Regions from separate parts of the Mus musculus genome. Here region 1 is linked to region 2. Evidence: chromatin loops called from intact Hi-C (ENCODE). Cell type or tissue: left cerebral cortex. All regions are shown on one strand. Each heading gives the region's core, and the rest is flanking DNA. Links, peaks and the distances in the headings are about the cores only. Region 1 has its middle 55 kb from the start of Gm45650. Region 2 holds the start of Mfap3l (microfibrillar-associated protein 3-like).

Region 1 (2,911 bases), core at 305-2,804, 140 kb before region 2:
CTGTCTCTGCCTCCCAAGTGCTGGGATTAAAGGCGTGCGCCATGTATGCGCATCACAGAGCTTTTGACCACAGTTTTCTCCTTAGCTCCTCATGCCTTGTTTTGAAATCTTGATGTATATTAACTTCTTTCTTCAGTCTCTGACATAATGAATATCCTTAAAATTTTAGGGATAACGGCATATATCCTCCTTTCATATGCTGGGTTTGGGATCGAAGCCAAGAAAACTCACCAGAAGAACTGAAAGCTTTATTTTTTGCTTGCACCAGGAGGTGGCTACTTCGGGATCTGAACGGAATCTCTGAAGAGAGATTGTACAACATTTTTATAGGATGGGAACACAAAGCAAGGGAGATTAGGTGGGATGTTGCATTGACCAATCATATTTTGACACAAGGGAAGTTAACATTGGTCTACCTGAGGTTAACTTTCAGGGTACTTGAGTCAGCTTTTGTAGTCCGCTTCCCCCCTGGACTCTGACCTGGCATTTTTTTTTAATTAGGTATTTTCCTCGTTTACATTTTCAATGCTATCCCAAAGGTCCCCCAAGCCCAGCCCCCCCAATCCCCTACCCACCCACTGCCCCTTTTTGGCCCTGGCGTTCCCCTGTACTGGGGCATATAAAGTTTGCAAGTCCAATGGGCCTCTCTTTGCAGTGATGACCGACTAGGCCATCTTTTGATACATATGCAGCTAAAGACAAGAGCTCCCGGGTACTGGTTAGTTCATATTGTTGTTCCACCTATAGGGTTGCAGATCCCTTTAGCTCCTTGGGTAATTTCTCTAGCTCCTCCATAAGGGACCTGGCATTTAAAGTGATAAGGGAACAAAGAAGTGGTCAAGCAGCTCTTAGTCAATTACAAGATGGCAACACATTTATGACTTGTGTGTTTTAGGTTAGATAACGGGATAACAGCATCTTTCCTCCTTACATCTGTTATTAGTTAACAGACAAACAGGAAACATTGGAAGAAGCAGGATAGGAGTTGGTTTCCGGGCCCTGGGAATGTAAACTCAGTTTTGATCCAGCCAGCAAGGTGAACTCGTTCCTGAGATGGCTGAACTCGGGGAACTACCTCCTAACACTCAGTCTTGCTCGTTTAAACAAGGGAAGGGCATTTCAGAGCTGCTCAATCTTATCTCCGCTCTAGCCAGGAAAGTCTGCATCCCAATCAATCAATGTTTTTGCATCTTATATTTAGCAGTGGCCCAGAAAATGTTGAGTTCCTAATTCAAAGTTTGTAATATTTTCATCCTTTCCTCTCATATGGAAGTTAAAGTTTCCATAACTATAATATGAAGAGGGATTAATTTAATACAAGACTCCTGGCCTTGGTGACAATATGCACAGCTTTGCCATCTGGGGTTTTGGTAAATTAGATTATGTTTTACAAACTGTGGTTTTCTTTCAAAAAGGCCAAATGCTATTTCCTGTCAGCTTTCTTAATTACCTGTCAATCATAATCCCTCCCCTAGAACTGATTACAGTGAGGGCTCTAAAGTTGTAGCTGGTCCAGCCATTATTTACTAGCAGAAAATGTGGCTAAAATTGACATGGAGTTGTCAAGAGTTAAATCTTGGGAAAATGTCTCAGAGGCCTTAGCTCTTCTCTTTAGTCAACTGTACAGATTTAGCAATTCTGCACTGCCTGAGCTTTCCAGACTTTCAACACCTAAAAATCCCTAACAAACTCCTGTCTGTGTGATGTGCAAAGACTGGTGAGTCACAGAGCCCAGAAAAGCACAATAGTCCATTTCAGGCTGAGAGGATGTAGGCGTTAGGATCACAAAAGAAACCTGGGCCTTGCTTGCAGCTCAGCCTACATATCCTGGCGGTGACTCTGTCTATAGTCCGGTTCCTGGCATAGTTCGCATTTTAGTCTTATGAGTCAGGGATTATGTGTGTCTACTGGGATGCTATAGGAACAGGTGGCATACAAAAACAATGCAGGAACAGGTGCAGAGAGAAATCAAATATTTTTTTTTGTCCCCAGTGAAGGAGGGAGAGGGGAGAAAGAGGAAATATGAGCATCTTTGGAATTTCCTCTGTTTGTTTGGTGGACAGAGTGACATCCACAAACACAGCCCCAGATGAGGTGATGAAGCAGTGGAGTTAAACGTGCTTCCAGCTCCATTTGTCTTTCCTACTGATGAGTTTCTGTACTTTGCTCAGGGAGAGTGATATTGCTGGGTAGGGATATCTCTCTGTTAAATTACTTGAGCGCCTCTTCAAGCTGTCAATCATCTCCCACTGTGTTTTTCCATCCATCTACTTAGAGAAGAGAAAAATCAGAAACACAAACACCTACAACTCTGTTCTATAGCTTCCCACGCATCTTTCTTACGCTTGTTTCTCTTCTCTTTGGAAACTACTACCGGAACTTCCTGGTGCACCTACACAGAAACATTCCAAGTCCAACTTAAGCCTCTGTCGTCTATAAAGCTTTTCACCAGACAGATTTTGACCTCTCTGTGACACTTTTGTGAAGACTCCACATATAAATTCATATTATATTTTACTTATATATTAAATATAATATATATTCATATTTTAACATATTAGTTATTTTTTGTTTTCTATCTAGACTGTGAACAATTCCAATTACTGGTACCTTTGGCAAATGTCTTGCATGTCTGTGAACAAAATGTACACGGGCCCCTTTATACATACTGGCTAGAAGTGTGAGCCACAGAAATTCAGTAAGGTTAAAAGAGGCGAGAGAAACAGGTGGAGAACTTACTTAAAAGAGGAGGGAGAAACAGGGGTGGAGAAGTGACTGGAGAGACCAAGCCTAGGGCTAATGTTGTCATGCATCTGCTCATTGGGTTGTCCTCCTTGTTTTAGAGGAGAGAGACTACATGCTTGATTCCATGCCCAGCAGCTGAAGGGTAAAAGACCTTAGAAGAAACAGA
Region 2 (2,911 bases), core at 140-2,639:
CGCTTATTTTCTACTCTAATTGATTTGTCTTCGGGCACATCACTCCAACTAGATGGTATGAGTCATGATGTCTTACTCATCCTTGCAGCTTATGAAGCCTGGCCATAAAAGTTTGTGGGGAAGAAAATTTAATGTGAAATTTTAATGCATGAAGAGGCCTCAGGTGGAGGCAGAAGCAAGACCAATAAATTTACAGAGCCTCTGTTTGGAGCATGAGTATTAAATGGCTCTGTCTGCCTTTAATTAGTTATAATCACATAACCAACCAACCCCTATTCTTTTAACCCCATTCCACAGAGGTATCACGGCAAATTTAAAACCAACCATTTGCACCTTAATGCTGATTTTTACTATATGTGACTGGCCATGGAAACTGTCAGAATTGTAAGTGTTCCCCTGGGTTTTGCTAGAAAAGACAACTTGTATCCCAAATGCTAGAATGAATTCTAAGTTAGGCAAACACTACTATCTACATATTTCCTGAATTCATACAAACACACTTGCTTAATGACGCTATATGACTTGGGCTGAGACTGAACAATTTGGTTACTGCAAGTAGCTACTTGGCATTTAAGTGTCTGGAAGTTCTTGAAGAAAAATATTGAAAGCTCAAATTAAACAATAGCTGTGGTACTTAAATAGTCTTAAATTTTTCAATTGTTAGCCAAAAAGGGTGAGGAGTGGGGTTTGAATAAGGTCACATGAGTGTGAGGAGATTTATTTTTAAAAGAAATGGTCTGTTGTGTTCATCTAGTGTCACTAGCAAACCCAGGGGGCACAGAAGTACAAACCCAGCAACACTTGTAAGACCTAGGTGCTCAGCCCCCTGCTATCAATCAGAAAGACACAGCTAAGGAAAGATCCCACTTGTCTCTTTCTAAACAGCACAAGGCATAGCTAGGTGGAGCAATCAGGGCACATTGTAAACGTGGTGCATCACACAGAGCCAGGTAATGTAACCAGTCATGTGCTGGGCTCCTCAAACTTGTAAGTATTTTAATAGATGAATATGGGTAGCTGTAGGGGAAAACAGTAACATTACCTTAGAAGGTACAGATTGCATTTTTGTGCATTAGCTCACTGCCTGCAAACTACCTTGCTCTAATTTAGTCTCTCCTGAAAAACAATTCTTTTTCCATCTTGCAGATTTAATCCTGAACATTTTACTATGTTGAGTGTAGTAGCAACTTTAAAAAAAAAGTGTTTTGCCTGGGGGGGGGGGAGTGAGAAAACTTCAAAAACCACTGTTTCTGCAATGCTGATTCCAAGTTCCTAATATAAAGCTAGAGCAAATAAAGATTGCTACAGTAACCACACTTTGAACAAGTGTCTTTCAAAACAATGACGACGGAGCCATAATATTTTCTACAGGGTGAGCAGCTGATGTACCTGCAAACATCTTCTTTTCTTTTTTCCAGTTTGCTTTATAAACCTTGGAATTTGCGATCCCAGGCTAATTTAAAGAGGGAGACAAGCAATTCTCGGGCTTAAAAAGGATTGACTCGGCATTTACTTTTTTAGCCAAAGAAGGACGTTCCCCCATTCCAGGCCACCAGACAATTTGGTGTCAACTTGCTATGGTGGGAAATGCGACAAACTCCAAGAGCTCTCAAGACAAGGAAGCAGCTCTTAGCACCAGCTGCTTCCCACACTCCTGCAGCATCAGGACGCGGCGCTTCGGAGCTCCCCACGCCGCCTTCCGGGCAAAGGCCAGTACACCCTTCCCTGTCTGGGGAAACTGAGGCACCGTGACAAGAACGATCCACAGCTGGGCGAAGAGCCCTGTCTCTGCGTGGCATCCTCCTTCTCCCGGGAGATTGGGAAGGCTCTGTGCTAACGCGCTGTGGACAGCGCGCCCCTGGCCATCAGAAGGTTGTGGCACGAGCCTTGGACGCGACTGTCCCCAACCCGCCGGTCTCCGCCCTGCATGTACTTCCAGCATCCTGCGACCAGCCACGAGCTGGGAGAGCAGGGCACCTCCAGGCGCGTAGCCTCGCCAGCCCAGGCGTCCGAAAGTTCTGCAGCTCGGGCGGCCGCTGACCACAAACCCGGTGCGAGGCTCCCTCCTACTGTAGCCCGCCGCCCAGGCTCGCCCGCCCAGTGCCCTCACTGACCTGACACCGCTGCGCCACTCGGGTGGTCGCCGTGCACCTCTCGCCATGGCCACCCGGGGAGCTCTGCAGCACCGAGCGTGTACCAACCTCCTCCGCCGCCCGCGCCTCTTCTCGATGCGGGTTACGAGCCCCGCCGCCGGGAGCCGGAGCTTCCCACCTACGGGCTCCAGAGCCGGCGAGAGCCGAGCATGCCCAGTGCGGCTCCCGGCGGCGCCGAGGTCCGGTGCACTCTGCACAACCGGGTTTTCGCCGCAGCCGCGGCCCGGGGCGGGCCGCTGCGGGTGGTGGGCTCCGCCCACCCCGGGCTGGCCCTGCAGTCTGCAGGGAAGCATCGTGCTCAGAGAGCCCGGCCTCTGGGCGGGACCGGGCGGCCACTGGGCGGTGCTCCCGCGCTCCACCCTGCCTCTTCCTCCAGACTCAGTGGTGCTAGGGCAGCGTGACTGGTAATTGTGGGGAGGCAGGGCGCTGCCGGCGTTGTCACCTCAACTTTCCGGAGCGTCGCGTCTCAGTGGCGTTCAAGGACACGCAGGCAAAGGCGTCTTCGAATGTCATCTTGGATGCCACGGGCAACCAGCCTACCCACGCATTAACCAACCTAGTCTCTAAGGCTGTCTTGTCACAGCACCTCGCGAGCAGGAGCATATGGGGCCTCCTAGGCGGCCGGCCGCGCTGTCACAGCAAAAGCACAGTGGACGCCTCGAAGTGGCACGACAAGACACAGCAGGGTGTTTGCGGTGGATTCTGAGTGGTGTGGTTCCGCGAAAATTTATAAAACTGCCCCTTAAAATTATTTGCAG

The links. Hi-C counts contacts between places; a loop is a spot of excess contacts. Peaks named below come from ENCODE experiments on the same cell type or tissue, not always from the same donor. Only the 100,000 strongest peaks of a DNase experiment are listed, where the experiment ranks them.
Region 1: it touches region 2 in a loop (3-fold over the local background); 3 of 42 quality-filtered maps call a loop at or near these places.

The regions. Positions count from the first base shown.
Region 1 is chr8:60,772,509-60,775,419 of GRCm38, reverse strand. No RefSeq gene overlaps it. Among named protein-coding and RNA genes, the nearest start is that of Gm45650, 55 kb to the right of the region's middle. In left cerebral cortex, for the core only: a CTCF peak has its summit at 1,799; DNase peaks (open chromatin) are centred at 1,766 and 2,278.
Region 2 is chr8:60,632,262-60,635,172 of GRCm38, reverse strand. It overlaps Mfap3l (microfibrillar-associated protein 3-like), which reads right to left and starts at 2,348. Exons shown (of 3, transcript NM_027756.5): 1 at 2,115-2,348. In left cerebral cortex, for the core only: CTCF peaks have their summits at 1,689 and 2,175; DNase peaks (open chromatin) are centred at 955, 1,702 and 2,436; H3K4me3 peaks cover 2,356 bases; H3K27ac peaks cover 1,331 bases.